Linked DNA regions of Homo sapiens: region 1 is linked to region 2. The links are chromatin loops, found by intact Hi-C in ENCODE. Cell type or tissue: mammary epithelial cell. All regions are shown on one strand.

Region 1 (8,000 bases), 280 kb before region 2:
AGGCCAAGGCAGGAGGATCACTTGAGGCCAGGAGTTTGAGACCAGCCTGGGCAATATTGTGAGACTGTGTCTCTCCAAAATATTTTTTAAGAAATTGGCCAAGCATAGTGGCATGTGGCCAAGCTGCTCTGGAGGCTGAGGCAGGAGGATCACTTGACCCTAGGAGTTCAAGGGTGCAGTAAGCCAAGGTCACACCACTGCACTCCAGCCTGGATGACAGAGTGAAACCCTGTCTCAAATAAATAAAATACATATTTATCCTTAAAATCACATAGTGCAATTGTATTTACAAACAAAAGTCCTAGTGTTATAGCTCTAAGAATTTGTCTACCAGGTTTTCTGGTCATCGCTGGAAACACCCTCTCCCCTCAAAAATAAATTTTTTTTTTTTTTTGAGACAGAGTTGTCGCTCTTGTTGCCCAGGCTGGAGTGCAGTGGCGCGATCTTGGCTCACTGCAACCTCCGCCTCCCGGGTTCAAGCAATTCTCCTGCCTCAGCCTCCTGAGTAGCTGGGATTACAGGCATGCACCACCAAGCCCGGCTAATTTTGTATTTTTAGTAGAGATGGAGTTTCTCCATGTTGGTCAGGCTGGTCTCTTAATTCCTGACCTCAGATGATCTGCCCGCTTCGGCCTCCCAAAGTGCTGAGATTATAGGCGTGAGCCACTGTGCCTGGCCCCAAAATAATTTTTTAAAAAGTCCTGTGTCTCTCCCTTCCTTAGTGCCTCTTCCGCTGCACATGCTGGGTCCTGGGCGAGGTACTGGGGCTGTAACGGGGAACGAAACAAACAGGGTCCTTGCCTTGGGAGCACTTTGGTGGGGGAGCCAGGCCTTAATCAAATAATCTCAGCTGTATAATGATACACACTGATAAGTGTTATGAAGGAAGAGTGTTAAGAAGCTCAGAGAGTAAATCATGGGGCCCTGATTTGGTTTGGGATTGAAGGAGTGTTCCTCAGGAAGTGACCTTCAGATGTGTATAGAAGTTTCTCTGGTCGAGGGGAAGCTGGCAGGGAGAAAAGCCTTCAAAGCAGGTTCATAGGCCCTGGGGTGGGAGGATCAAAGAACTCAAAGGAGGGTGGAGCCCAGAGCAGAATGGAGAGAAGGGGAGGAGGTGAGGCCAGGAGGTGTTAAGGTCAGGCCTGTGGTCCTTAGTAAAGATTGTGCTGTTTTTTTCCTGAGGTGCAGAAGGGAGCCACCGCACAGTTCCAGATTGGGGTGTGACAGGGGTAAGAAGCCTTCTCTGGATGTTAGGTAGAGAACAGATTGGAGGGTGACAGAGCTGTAGCAGTCAGTCAAGAGAGGATGGTGGCTGTGACAAATGGGGTGGAGGAAGGGGTCAATCAAAGAGACATTTAGGGTGTAAAATCCATGGGCCTTAACCTGATGGAGTGTGTCAAGGAGGCCTCCAGGTTTCCAGCCTGCCCAGGGCTGTCATTTATAGAACTGGAAGCACACAAGTGTGTCCCTCACACAGTTTCCACACGTGGGTGCATGCGTCTACAGCCACTGCCTTTTTTTTTTTTTTTAGGACAGGGTCTCTCGCTCTGCTGCCCAGGCTGGAGTGCAGTGGTGCAATCATAGCTCACTGCAGCCTCAAACTCCAGGGCTTGAGCAGTCCTCCTGCCTTGGCCTCCCAGGTAGCTGGGACTACAGGTGTGCACCACCACACCTGGCTAATTTTTTTTTTTTTCATTTTTTGTAGAGACAGGGTCTTGCTATGTTGCCTAGGCCGGTCTAGAACTCCTGGGCTCAAGTGAGCCTCCAGCCTCAGCCCCTCAAAACATTCAGATTATTAAGCATGAGCCACCACGCCTGGCTGTGATTGCTTTTTGACAAAGATGACACAGAAAAGGCCTAATGTACATGTTACTCTGCATTTCCGCCCACTTCGAAGGGAATTCCTTGTCGGCACATTTGTATCTTCATTCCTTTGAATGATCCCACCATGTTCCATTGGTCGGTTCACCATCTTTTACTTAGCCAGCCTCCCATGTTCGACATTTAGGTTGTTTCCAGTGTTTGGCCGTAACAAACAGTGGTGTAGCGAGTGTCCTTGCCTGTGGGAGAATTTCTGCCATGTTGCTAGATGTGTCATTACTGAGTTAAAGGCAGTGCACATTTACCCTTCATAGATCTTGTCAAGGTGTCCTCCAAGAAGCTTGTGCCAGTGCACCTTCTCTCAAGTAGCACCTGTGAGTGCGTCTGTTTCTAGCTTTCCCAACTATGTTACAGTCTTTGGCAATAACATAGATATTCTTTGACAATCTGGTAGGAAATGACTTTTTTTTTTTTTTTTTTTTTGAGATGGAGTCTCGCTCTATAGCCAGGCTGGAGTGCAGCGGCATGATCTCAGCTCACTGCAGCCTCCGCCTCCCAGGTTCAAGCGATTCTCCTGCCTCAGCCTCCCAAGTAGCTGGGACTACAGGTGCCTGCCACCATGCCCAGCTAATGTTTGTATTTTTAGTAGAGATGGGTTTTCACTATGTTGGCCAGGATGGTCTCTATCTCTTGACCTCATGATCCGCCTGCCTTGGCCTCCCAAGGTGCTGGGATTACAGGTGTGAGCTACCATGCCCGGCCTATGCTGTATTTTCTTAGATTTAGAGATTCCATTGATAGACCTGACATATTTATTTTTTTGTGGTAAATATACATAATATAAAAATTACCATTTTAGGCCGGGCGCGGTGGCTCACGCCTATAATCCCAGCACTTTGGGAGGCCAAGGTGGGCGGATCACCTGAGGTCAGGAGCTGGAGACCAGCCTGCCAGCGTGGTGAAACCCTATCTCTACTAAAAATACAAAATTAGCCGGGCGTCGTGGTGGGCGCCTGTAATCCCAGTTACTCTGGAGGCTGAGGCAGGAGAATTGCCTGAACCCGGGAGGCAGAGGTTGCAGTGAGCCGAGATCACGCCACTGCACTCTGGCCTGGGTGACAAGAGTGAAACTTTGTCTCAAAAAAAAAAAAATTACCATTTTAACCATTAAAAAATCTACACTTTAGTGGCATTAAGTACATTCACATTATTTTGCAAATATCACCCCTACCCATCTCCCATCTCCAAAACTTTTTCACCCTCCTAAACTGAAACCCAAATCTCCATTAAACACTAACTCTCCATTCCCACTTTCCGCAGGCCCTGGCACCCACCATCCTACTTTCTGTCTCTATGAATTTGACTACTCCAGGGACCTCATCTAGGTGAAATCTTACATACTGTGTAGTTTTTTTGTTTTGTTTTGTTTTGTTTTTGAGATGGTGTCTCGCTCTGTTGCCCAGGCTGGAGTGCAGTGGCTCAATCTCCACTCACTGCACCCTCCACCTCCCAGGTTTGAGCCATTCTTCTATCTCAGCCTCCTGAGTAGCTGGGACTACAGGCGTATGCCACCAGGCATGGCTAATTTTTGTATTTTTAGTAGAGATGGGGTTTTGCCATGTTGGCCAGGCTGGTCTTAAACTCCTTATCTCAGATGATCTGCCTGCCTCTGCCTCCCAAAGTGCTGGGATTACAGGACACTGTATAGTTTTTGTCTGGCTTATTTCACTTAGCATAATGTCCTCAAGGTTCATCCATGTTACAGCATGTGTCAGAATTTCCTTCCTTTTAAAGGCTGTATAATATTCGACTGTATGTATACACCACATTATTTTTATCCATTCATTAGTCAATGGACACTAGGATTGCTTCCACCTTTTTGTTGTGAACAATGCTGCTTTGAACATGGTTGTAGCAATATCTGTTCAAATCTCTGCTTTCATTTCTTTGTATATATGCCCAGAAATTTAATTGCTGCATCATGTGGTCATTCTATGTTTAAAGTTTCTAAAATTTTTTTTAACTTCAATATATGAACTTTTTTTTTTTTTTTGAGATGGAGTCTTGCTCTCACCCAGGCTGGAGTGCAGTGGTGCAATCTCAGCTCACTGCAACCTCCGCCTCCCAGGTTAGTGATTCTCCTGTCTTAGCCTCCTGAGTAGCTGGGATTACAGGCACCCACCACCACTCCCAGCTAATTTTTGTATTTTTAGTAGAGACTGGGTTTCACCATGTTGACCAGGCTCGCCTCGAACTCCTGACCTCAAGTAATCCACCTGCCTTGGCCTCCCAAAGTGCTGGGATTGCAGGCGTGAACCACCACACCTGGCCTATGAACATTTTAAAATGTCAAAGATGACTTCCAGGTTTCTGGAATGAGCTTGCTTATTTATTTATTTATTTATTTATTTATTTATTTATTTATTTATTTATTTATTTTGAGACAGGTTCTCTGTTGCCAAGGCTGGAGTGCAGTGGTGTGATCTTGGCTCACTGCAATCTGGACTTCCCAGGCTCAAGCAATCCTCCCACCTCAGCCTTGAGAGTAGCTGGGACTACAGGCATGTGCCACCATGCCCAGCTAATTTTTGCATTTTGTGGTTTTGCCGTGTTGCCCAGGCTGGTCTTGAATTCCTGGGCTCAAGCGATCCCACCCGTCTTGGCCTCCCAAAGTGCTGCTATTATAGGCGTGAGCCACCGTGCCCGGCGCTTTGTTTAGGTTTTGGAGGACCCTCCATTACTGTTTTCCACTGCCGTGCACCGTTTCACATTCCCACCAGTGGTGCACAGGGCTCCATTTTCCCCGCTTCCTCGCCAGCACTTGTTTTCTGTTTCATAATCAGTGTGTGGTAGAATCTCATTGTGGTTTTGATTTTCATTTCTCTTATGATTAGTGACATGGAGCATCTTTTCCTGTGCTTTTTGATCATTTGTATATCTTCTTTGAAGAAATGTCTATTTAGGCTGGGCGCTGTGTCTCATGCCTGTAATCCCAGTGCTTTGGGAGGCTGAGGCGGGCGGATCACTCGAGCTCAGGAGTTTGAGACCAGCCTGGGGATCATGGTGAAACCTGTCTCTGGAAAAAAATACAAAAATTAGCCAGGTGTGGAGGATTGTGCCTGTAGTCACAGCTACTCAGGAGGCTGAGGCAGGAGAATCGCTTGAGCCCAGGAGGCAGAGGTTGCAGTGAGCTAAGGGATTGCATCACTACACTCCAGCCTGGGCAACAGGAGTGAAACCCTGTCTCAAAAAAAAAAAAAAAAAAAGAAAGAAAAAGAAAGGTCTATTCAAGTCCTTTGCTCATTTTCTTTTCTTTTCTTTTTTTTTTTTTTTGAGACGGAGTCTCGCTCTGTCACCCAGGCTGGAGTGCAGTGGCACAATCTCGGCTCACTGCAAACTCCGCCTCCTGGGTTGACGCCATTCTCCTGCCTCAGCCTCCCGAGTAGCTGGGACTACAGGCGTCCACCACCAAGCCTGGCTAATTTTTTTTGTGTGTGTATTTTTAGTAGAGATAGGGTTTCACTGTGTTAGCCACGATGGTGTCAATCTCCTGACTTTGTGATCTGCCCACCTTGGCCTCCCAAAGTGCTGGGATTACAGGCGTGAGCCACCGCGCCTGGCCTTTTTTTTTGTATTTTTAGTAGAGACGGGGTTTCACCGTGTTAGCCAGGATGGTCTTGATCTCCTGACCTCATGATCCGCCTGCCTTGGCCTCCCAAAGTGTTGGGATTACAGGCGTGAGCCACCACACCCAGCCCTTTGCTCATATTCTAATCAGATTTTTTTGTTGATGTTGAGGTATAGGAGTTCTTTATATGTTCTGGATGTTAAATCCTTATTAGATATATGATTTGCATGTATTTTCTTTTTTCTTTTTTTTTTTTTTTTAAGACAGAATCTCACTCTGTCACCCAGGCTGGAGTGCAGTGGCACATTCATGGCTCACTGCAGCCTTGAGCTTCTGGGCTCAAGTGATCCTCCCACCTCAGCCTCCCAAGTAGCTGGGACTACAGATGTGCGTCATCAAGCCTGGCTAATTAAAAAAAATATATGTTTTTTGTAAAGACGAGATCTCTCTTTGTTGCCGGGCTGGTCTTGAACTTTTGAGCTGAGGCAGTCCTCCTGCCTGGGCCTCTGAATGTGTTGGGATTACAGGCATGAGCCACCGTACCCAGCATGTATGTATTTTCTCCTATCATGTGGGTTGCCTTTTCACTCTGTTAATAGTGTCATTTGATACATAGAAGTTTTAGATTTTGATGGCATCTTGTTTTATTTATTTATTTTTATTTTTTTGAGACAGGGTCTCACTCTGTTGCCCAGGCTGGAGTGCAGTGGTGCAGTCACAGCTCACTGCAGCCTTGACCTCCCTTGAGCAATCCTCCTGCCTCAGCCTCCCGAGTAGCTGGGACTATAGGTGCACACCACCATGCCTCGCTAATTTTTATACTTTTTGTAGAGTCAGGGTTTCACCATGCCCAGCCTGGTCTTCAACTCCTGGGCTCAAGTGATCTTCCTGCCTCCCAAAGTGCTGGGATTACTGGCGTGAGCCACCGTGCCTGGATATCGTATTTTAATTTGTAATTTTTTTGGTATGTACTCCCCCTGCTTTAATTTTAATTTTTTAAATTAAAGTACTATATACAGGCTGGGTGTGGTGGCTCATGCCTGTAATCCCAGCACTTTGGGAGGCTGAGGTGGGTGGATCACCTGAGATCAGGAGTTCAAGACCAGCCTGGCCAACATGGCGAAACCCCATCTCTATTAAAAATACAAAAATTATCTGGGCATGGTGGCACGTGCCTGTAATCCCAGTTGCTCAGGAGGCTGAGGCAGGAGAATTGCTTGAACCGGGGAGGCGGAGGTTGCAGTGAGCCGAGATTGTGCCACTGTACTCCAGCCTGCGCGACAGAGAACCCATCTCAAAAAAAAGAAAGTAATACATACATGCCAGGTGTGGTGGCACATGCCCAAAATCCCAGCACTTTGGGATGCTGAGGTGGGCAGATCACTTGAGCCCAGGAGTTTGAGACCAGGCTGGCCAGTATGGTGAAACCCTGTCTCTACTAAATATACAGAAACATTAGCTGAGCATGGTGCTGCATGCCTGTAGTCCCAGCTACTCAGGAGGCTGAGGCACGAGAATTGCTTGAACCTAGGAGGCTGAGGTTGCGGTGAGCTGAGATTGCACCACTACACTCCAGCCTGGGCAACAGAGCAAGACTCTGTCTCAGAAAAATAAAGCAATACATACGCATGGTTAAAAAATTAATGATATGGAAATATATAAAAGTAAACATCTTCTTTTTCCAAAGGACTAGTCCTCTCTGGAAGTAACCACTCTTAACAAGTTTTTCCATGTTCTTCCAGAAAACTTCGCACACTAGAGCAACACAGGTGTCCTTTTAGAAAATATTATCGGCCGGGCACGGTGGCTCACACCTGTAATCCCAGCACTTTGGGAGGCTGAGGTGGGTGGATCACCTGAGATCAGGAGTTCTGAGACCAGCCTGGCCAACATGGCGAAACCCTGTCTCTACTAAAAATACTAAAATTAGGCGGGTGTGGTGGCGGGCACCTGTAGTCCCAGCTACTCAGGAGGCTGGGGCATGAGAATTGCTAGAACCTGGGAAGCAGAGGTTGCAGTGAGCCAAGATTGTGCCACTGCACTCCAGCCTGGGTGACAGAGTGAGACTGTGTCTCAAAAAAAAAAAAAAAGAAAGAAAATATTATCAAATAGGTTCATACTTTGGTGGGGTTTTGGTTTGTTTTGACTAAAACCCTTCATTCTCTGTACTGTATTTGAACAATACCTATTGATGGACATTTCTGGTGTTTTCAGTTTTTGAATTTCTACACAGTCCTGGAATGAACATTTCATTTGTATGTCTCGCTAATTTTTATACTTTTTGTAGAGTGCTGGGATTACAGGCATTTGTATGTCTTGTAATTTGTATGTCATCTTGCAATTGTGTACTATGTACCTTGGATGTACCTTTTAAAGATCGTTGGTGGTGGGACACGTGTTTTTTGAGGAAGATGGTACTGAGGTCAGCACCCTGGCTGCCCTGAGAGTGCAGTGCCACGTTCCCCACCCTCTCGCCAACCACAGGATTATGCTGCAAATGTAAATCTTTACCAATTTGATAGGCAAAAAATGGGATCTCAGCATTTTAGCC
Region 2 (8,000 bases):
AAGGGTGGACACAACTCAAGGGTCTATAAACAGATGAATGGATAAACAAAAAAATGTGGACAGGCCAGGCGCGGTGGCTCACACCTGTAATCCCAGCACTTTGGGAGGCCGAGGCAGGTGGATCACCTGAGGTCAGGAGTTTGAGACCAGCCTGGCCAACATGGCGAAACCCCATCTCTACTAAAAATACAAAAATTAGCCGGGTGTGGTGGCATGCGCCTGTAGTCCCAGCTGCTTGGGAGGCTGAGACAGGAGAATTGCTTGAACCCAGGAGGCAAGGGTTGCAGTGAGCCGAGACTGTGCCACTGCACTCCAGTCTGGGCGACAGAGTGACTCCATCTCAAAGTGGTCTATCCATTCAATAGAATGCTATTCACTCATAGAAAGGAATGAAGTAGGCCTGAATCCCAGCACTCTGGGAGGCTGAGGTGGGCAGATTGCCTGTTCTCAGGAATTCAAAACCAGCCTGGGCAACATAGGAATATCCCCTCTACAAAAATACAAAAATTAGCCAGGCGTCGTGGCTGGTGCCTGTAATAGCAGCTACTCAGGAGGCTGAGGCAGGAGAATCGCTTGAACCCAGGAGGCGGAGGTTGCAGTGAGCCAAGATTGTGCCACTGCACTCCAGCCTGGGCAACAGAGCGAGACTCCACCTCAAAATAATAATAAATAAACAATAAATAAATAAAAATTAAAAAAACCCAAACCAACAAGCAAACAACAACAAAAAAAGGTGGGTGAGGCCGTGGATAAGAACTACAAGCAAGGAAGGTTAGCTTTGGATTTATTCCTTATCCATCTAGGAGCCCTTTTGGCCTCCCAGAGACGCATTCCTATGGGTTGAGAAGGTGCCAGATGTTATGCAGCTCCCCCACTGCCAATCCAGCATCACCCCCCATTCCAGATGTTGAAGTGTCTTTCACAAAAGGAAAAGAAACTTCCCAAGACCTGCTGCAGGAATCTTTTCTTCCTGGGTTTTTAAAAGGGAGTCGGGGTGGTGCCAGGGAGGCCAGGTGTGAGTAGTTTGTGATTCCTCTACTAAGTTTTGCGGGACAGAGGGGAGGGGCCTGATCCTCAGCGCTGACTTGGGGCCCCATCGTCCCGGGCCTTCCGTGTGGTCTCCCAGGTGCTGGAGCTCTACGGCAATGAGATCAGCAGCATGGAGTGTCTGTGTGCCCACCCACCCGCCGGCCTGCAGCACTTGGGGTTAGGCCACAACAAACTTCTAGGCCCCTTGGAAAGTCTCTACGTCACCGCTAATCACTGGTAACTCGGGAGCCCAGATGGAAAGTGAGAGGGAGGGATTAAGTATCAGGTTGGGGCGATTCTACCCCAGTGGCTTGAGAACTCAGCTTTGGTCTTTTTTGTAACTCCCAGTTGGCTGCTAAATCCAGACTTATGGTTTATTTCTCTGAATCCCCCTTCAGTGGGATTTTGTAAACAAAAAGCCCGGGGAAGGAGAACAAGAGGTAGTAGGTGTGAGTCAGAGCCTTTGCTTTGGTGCCGTATTTTAATTTTTTAATTTTTTTATCTTATTTTTTTATTTTTTTGAGACAGCATCTCGCTTTGTCGCCCAGGCTGGAGCGCATTGGCGCCATCTCTGCTCATTGCAAGCTCCGCCTGCCGGGTTCACGCCATTCTCCTGCCTCAGCCTCCCGAGTAGCTGGGACTACAGGCACCCGCCACCATGCCCGGCTAATTATTTTGTATTTTTAGTAGAGACGGGGTTTCACTGTGTTAGCCAGGATGGTCTCCATCTCCTGACCTCGTGATCCGCCCGTCTCGGCCTCCCAAAGTGCTGGGATTACAGGCGTGAGCCACTGTGCCCGGCCTAATTTTTTTATTTTAATTTTTTTATTTTAATTTTTTATTTTAATTTTTTTTTGAGATGGAGTTTCACTCTGTTGCCCAGGCTAGAGTGCTGTGCGTGATCTCGGCTCACTGCAACCTCCACCTCCCAGGGTCAAGCAATTCTCCTGCCTCAGCCTCCCAAGTAGCGGGTATTACAGGCACCCACCACCACACCTGGCTAATTTTTGTATTTTTAGTAGAGACGGGGTTTCACCATGTTGGCCAGGATGGTCTCGAACTCCTGACCTCAAGTGATCCACTTACTTTGGCCTCCCAAAGTGCTGGGATTACAGGCGTGAGCCACCGCACTTGGCCTGGTGCCGTATTTTAGAGGAGGGTTGCTCACCTTGGGCTCGTTGGCATCGGAACCCCATCACCCTTTGATGTGGGGCTGTCCTGGGCATGGTGGGATATTGAGCAGCATACCTGGCCTGCACCCGCAGATGCCAGGAGCACTTCCCCATTAGTTGTGACAAACAAAAATGTCTCCAGACAGTTTTTGTCTGAGCCTGATGTCCCCTGAGCAGCAAAATCCCCCCAAGCTGAGAACCACCACCCTGGAACCAAGCCCTAGCGCCAGCCGCTCCATCGCTATTGAAGGTTCAGGCTCATTAGGAGCCTGCAGATGGTTCAGCTCCCAGTTGATATTCAACTTGATCTCCTCAGTGGGTGAGCGGTAGAAAACTTAACATCCTGGACCTGAGGGGTAGGAGGGGATCAGAGACCACCCAGAAAAAGCCATCAAAGGAAGCTGGGAGAGGAAGGCTTTGCAAAACATGCTGTGAGAAGTCCCAGGACTTCAGCAGCCCAGCAAGGATGGAAGGGGTAGAACCACCTCCCCTCTCTCCTTCCCCCGAGGAACCTGGAGGGCATGCCCTTGGGGGGTCCAACCCTCTACATGCCTGGAGCGGGCGGACGCAGCAGGGAAGGGAAGCCCCCTCTCTGACCCTGGTTTCCTCTTCCTCCCCTTCTCTTCTGCTCTTAGGGGAAGAGTGAGGCTGGGATTGGGAGATGCTGTGCTGACAGCGGCCGCTTGTGTTTTTCTTCTGTTCTCAGAGCCGAGATCAATTTGCTTTCTAGTTTGTGGCAGCAGGAAAGTCACCCTGCCCCTGCCCTGTGTCTTGGTCTGGCCACAGGCCTTGGCCCGTGCTCTTTGCAGGCCCCTCCCAGGCCCCTTTCCTCCTGGGGTCCCGCCCCAGTCTGGCTTTGAGAAGCCATCTCCTGCTTCTAGACCGCCCAGCCCTCCAGCCTCTGGCTCCCTCCTCCCACTCCCCAGCATCAACCCCACTCCTGCCCTGTCCACTCCTGCCCTGTCCACAACTCCCCCACGGTGGCTGTCCCCTGCTGTGCCGTCCAGTCTGCCTGTACTATTTGTGCAGAGCCTCCTAGACGCACGCAGTGCGCGAGGCTCTGTGGAAGCTACTGAGAGGTTTGGCCAAGAAGAGAGGAGCCCCGTGAAGGGAGGTCGGTGGGGGCGTCTCTGTGACTCCAACTGTGAGGGTGGCAGTGCTACGGAGAGTGGAGATGAAGAGCCAGGCACTCGTTCCCGACCCGGGGTTAACTTGGGTCAAGGGTAGGACAGGGGTGCAGGCCGTGGATGGGCAGAATCCTTAGCCCCAGGCTCCCCGTCCGTTTTGGCCACAGGCTGCTTGCCCCCTGCTCACCTGGCTTCTTGACCCCCAGACGGTCCTGCTCACCTTCCAGGCCCAACCTCGTCTCCCTGGACCTGGGCTTCAACGACCTGACAGACCTGCAGAGCATGGTCACCAGCCTGAGGACCCTCCGGCACCTGCGACTCCTGGTGCTGCAGGGAAACCCACTGGCCTTGGTGCCCTACTACCGCGGCCTCACCATCGACAGCCTGGCCCAGCTCTGCGTGCTGGACGACATCACCGTGTCTCCCAATGAGAAGCATCTCTTCCGGGGGCTCAGCCTCAATGGCGGTGAGGGTACTGGCATGCAGGGAGGGGGTGGCATGTGACACCCCAGCCTGCGCCTGGCTGTGCCCCGCCCTCCTGGGTCCGTGTACCCGTCTGTCCTGCAACTCCCCATTTGACCCAGACCCTATTCAGGTATAGCCTCTCTTCTGGGTCAGAGCTTTCCACCAGGCTTTGATTCCTGTGATTGGGATTTGGAGACAGAAGTGATAGGGGGAGGCCGGGCGCGGTGGCTAACGCCTGTAATCCCAGCATTTTGGGAGGCTGAAGCAGACAGATCGCTTGAAGTCAGGAGTTTGAGACCAGCCTGGCCAACATGGTGAAACCTCGTCTGTACTAAAAATACAAAAATTAGCCAGGCATGGTGGCAAGTGCCTGTAATCCCAGCTACTCAGGAGGCTGAGGCACGAGAATCTTTTGAACCCGGGAGGTGGAGGCTGCAGTGAGCCGAGATGACACCAGTGTACTCTAGCCTAGGTGACAGAGCAAGACAAAAAAAAAAAAGGTGGTGTGGGAGGATCACTTGAGCCCAGGAGGTGGAGGCTGCAGTGAGCTATCATCTCACCACTGCACTCTAGCCTGGCGACAGAGCGAGACCCCGTCTCTAAAAAAAATAAAAAGTCAAAACAACCTGTGGGGACTTGGGACAGTTATTTCAATCAGCTTCTTCACCTCCCTGGTGGCTTGAGATCACCCCCTTGTGGTTCATGCCGCAAGGTGCACCGGAGGCTTCTCCAGGTCACTGTGACGTGCTAGATAATGCTAAGGTGACCTGCAGAGTAGCCCTTATCACTCCCATATACAGATCAGGAAAACAAGGCTGAAGAGGGGTATAATGACACCTGGATCACTCCAGGCCAGCTTGCCAGAGCTGTGACATGAACCTGACCGCCCCACCAAGGCTCAGCCCTGAGTGCTGGAGAGAATCTAGGGACCCGTGCCTTCCCAGCCCTCTTGCTTTCTATCTGCCAACTTCCATTCCATGGGCCCCCCTGTCCTGCCCATTCCTCCCTGCAGATCTCTTGGCACAGGAGGCGCAGTTTGTGGTGACCATCGGAAACATCAGAGGAGTCCTGGACACCTCTGTCTTAGACCCGGAACCCAGGCCCGAAGGCCCTTTCATCACTTACAACTATTACGTGACCTATGATTTTGTGAAAGATGAAGAAGGCGAAATGAATGAGTCCGCGGGCGTCCTGGCCGAGGTGTGCCCTGGTCTGTCCCTAGGAGTATGGGGGGCTCTTGTGAAGGCTGAACTGCTTTGTGGGCCCCAGGAAAATCCTTTTAATTAATTAATTAATTTATTTATTGAGGAGGAGTCTCGCTCTGTCACCCAGGCTGGAGTGCGATGGCGTAATCTCAGCTCACTGTAACCTCTGCCTCCTGGGTTCAAGCAATTCTCCTGCCTCAGATCCCCAGTAGCTGGAATTACAGGTCCCCACCACTAGGCCCAGCTAATTTTTGTATTTTTAGTAGAGATGAGATTTCACCTTGTTGACCAGGCTGGTCTGGAACTCCTGAGCTCAAGTGATCCTCGGCCTCCCAAAGTGCTGGGATTACAGGTGTGAGCCACCGCGCTGGCCAAGAAAGATTCTTAATGTGGAATCTGGTGATTCATGCAAGGACCTGGCTTCAGCTCAGCCTCTTTCTTGCAGCTAGAGCAATTTTCAACCATGCACACTCCCCTTGCCCCCTTAAAATCTGAGCCTAACAAGAGAGCCACCCGGCATTTCATAAGTCAGCCCCTTGTTCCCAGCCCCATTCTGCAATTTATTTCTTTTTTGTGTGTGTGTGTGATGGAGTCTCGCTCTGTCGCTCAGGCTGGAGTGCAGTGGCGCAATCTCGGCTGACTGCAACCTCTGCCTCTGGGTTCAAGTGATTCTCCTGCCTCAGCCTCCTGAGTAGCTGGGATTACAGGCTCGCGCCACCATACCTGGCTCATTTTTTGTATTTTTAGTAGAGATGGGGTTTCACCATGTTAGCCAGGATGGCCTGGATCTCCTGACCTCGTGATCCGCCTGCCTCGGCCTCCCAAAGTACTGGGATTACAGGCGTGAGCCACCGCGCCTAGCCCCATTCTGCAATTTCTACAACTCCTCCCATCTCCCTCCACATCAGAAGAAAACCCAAGGATACCATCCAACCAGGAGAAACCTGTCTCCTCCTCCCACATAGAAGTGGTTCTTGCTTTTACTCTTAATGTAGGTCTTTCAGAAAAGACAAAAGTGGGTTTCTAAGCGCCTTCCTGCCTCCTAGCGTGGTGTGTCTGCTCATGCGTGAACCTCATCCAGATGTCGGGAGCTGTGTTACAGACACCCCCGGCATCAGCTGAGCACATCCTGAAGACGGCAGCCTTGGACGAGTTTCTGTCTCTTCCTGCAGATCGTCAAGCCCTCTCCCAGCTTAGAATTATTAGTTGAGGAATCTCCTGAAGAGGTCGTGGAAGACGTCATCGAAGACATTGTTGAAGAGGTTACTGAAGAGGTCGAAGGGTCTCTGGAGTCTGAGGTGGAGGAGTCAGGAGAGTCGGAGCTGTCTGTCATCTCGGGGCCTTCGACCATCTTGCAGATGCCGAGGGCCTCTGCAGAAGAGCTGGCCAAGTTGAGGCTGCGTATAGATCCCCGGCTCTGCCCGTCCCCAGGGTAAGGATGGAAATCTGAACCAGGGCAAGTGGTCAGAGCAGTAGGGTCACGAGCCTAGACCACACTGCGACCTTCCATTAAAAGTCCTGAGGCTGGCGGGGCGCGGTGGCTCACGTCTGTAATCCCGGCACTTTGGGAGGCAGAGGCGGGCGGATCACGAGGTCAGGAGATCGAGACCATCCTGGCTAACATGGTGAAACCCCGTCTCTACTAAAAATACGAAAAAATTAGCCAGGCGTGGTGGCAGGCGCCTGTAGTCCCAGCTACTCGGGAGGCTGAGGCAGGAGAATGTCGTGAACCCAGGAGGCGGGGCTTGCAGTGAGCCGAGATCGTGCCACTGCGCTCCAGCCCGGCGACAGAGCGAGACTCCGTCTCATAAAAAAAAAAAAAAAAAAAAAAAAAAAAGGCCCACTAGACTGTTAGCTGTGCTGGCGGCATTTAGATTTCGTGTTCAGCCCTCTTCTCTGGAGGGTTCAACTTAGCTAAATCCTTCTACTCTAACCATCTACTCAAAGTACAACTGAGTCCCACTTCCCTGACCAGCCAAGATTTTCGGAATGATTGAATTTCTTTTTTGGCGGGGACAGTCTCACTCTGTCACCCAGGCTGGAGTGCAGTGGTGCGATCTCAGCTTACTGCATCCTCCATCTCCCGGATTCAAGCAATTCTTGTGCCTCAGCCTACAGTTGGGACTACAGGCATGTGCTACCATGCCCAGCTAATTTTTATAGTTTTAGTAAAGATGGGGTTTCACCATGTTGACCAGGCTGGTCTTGAGCTCCTGGTCTCAAGTGATCTGCCCGCCTCAGCCTCCCAAAGTGCTGGGATTACAGGCGTCAGCCATCGCGCCCAGCCTGAATTTCTTGAGTCGATCGAGACATGATAAATTAATAGCCCTTTTCATTTCAGCCCTTGGGTGTGAAAACCTTTTTTGGTTTAACATTTTAATCCATCTAAGATGTATTCTCACACATAAAGTGCTGTAAGGATCTTCCATCCTGTATACCATGTTCTTTCTTGCCAGTCTAGCTCCATTCCTTCTCTCTTTTTTGTGCTACTTTTGTTATGAAGATTGTAGAGTAATTGTTATAAATATTAATTTTATTATAAACATAAATATGTTACAGACCCAACAATACATTGTTATAATTACTGCTTTATATAATCCATGTCTTGCAGAGAAGAAAGGAGAGCACAAATATAAAGTTGTTTTTTTTTTTAAGCTTGTTAACCTTCTTAGTTACCATTTCTGGGGAACCATGAATTCATGTCTTCCTTTAGAATTGATTTACTGTTGTGGCTCATGCCTGTAATCCCAGCACTTTGGGAGGCTGAGGTGGACAGATCACCTCAGGAGGTCGAGACCCGCCTGACCAACATGGTGAAACACCATCTCTACTAAATACAAAAAATTAGCCAGGAGTGGTGACTAATCCCAGCTGTAATCCCAGCTACTTAGGCTGGGGCAGGAGAATTGCTTGAACCCAGGAGGCAGAGGTTGCGGTGAGCCAGGATTGCACCATTCCACTCCACCCTGGGCAATAAGAAAGAAGCTCCGTCTCAAAAAAAA

Evidence for each region. Hi-C counts contacts between places; a loop is a spot of excess contacts. Peaks named below come from ENCODE experiments on the same cell type or tissue, not always from the same donor. Only the 100,000 strongest peaks of a DNase experiment are listed, where the experiment ranks them.
Region 1: a loop joins it to region 2, with 3 times the contacts of the local background. A loop is called at or near these places in 16 of 110 quality-filtered maps.

The regions. Positions count from the first base shown.
Region 1 is chr12:121,907,801-121,915,800 of GRCh38, forward strand. The region is part of intron 4 of PSMD9 (proteasome 26S subunit, non-ATPase 9); the gene reads left to right. It also overlaps the pseudogene RNU7-170P. Among named protein-coding and RNA genes, the nearest start is that of CFAP251, 6.8 kb to the right of the region's middle. RefSeq lists a silencer at 3,871-4,027. In mammary epithelial cell, no CTCF peak of the experiment used is centred here; a DNase peak (open chromatin) is centred at 4,381; H3K27ac peaks cover 2,297 bases.
Region 2 is chr12:122,186,575-122,194,574 of GRCh38, forward strand. It overlaps LRRC43 (leucine rich repeat containing 43), which reads left to right. Exons shown (of 12, transcript NM_001098519.2): 4 at 1,127-1,266; 5 at 3,556-3,794; 6 at 4,806-4,993; 7 at 6,171-6,430. Among named protein-coding and RNA genes, the nearest start is that of LRRC43, 7.5 kb to the left of the region's middle. In mammary epithelial cell, a CTCF peak has its summit at 4,487 (motif pointing left); no DNase peak of the experiment used is centred here.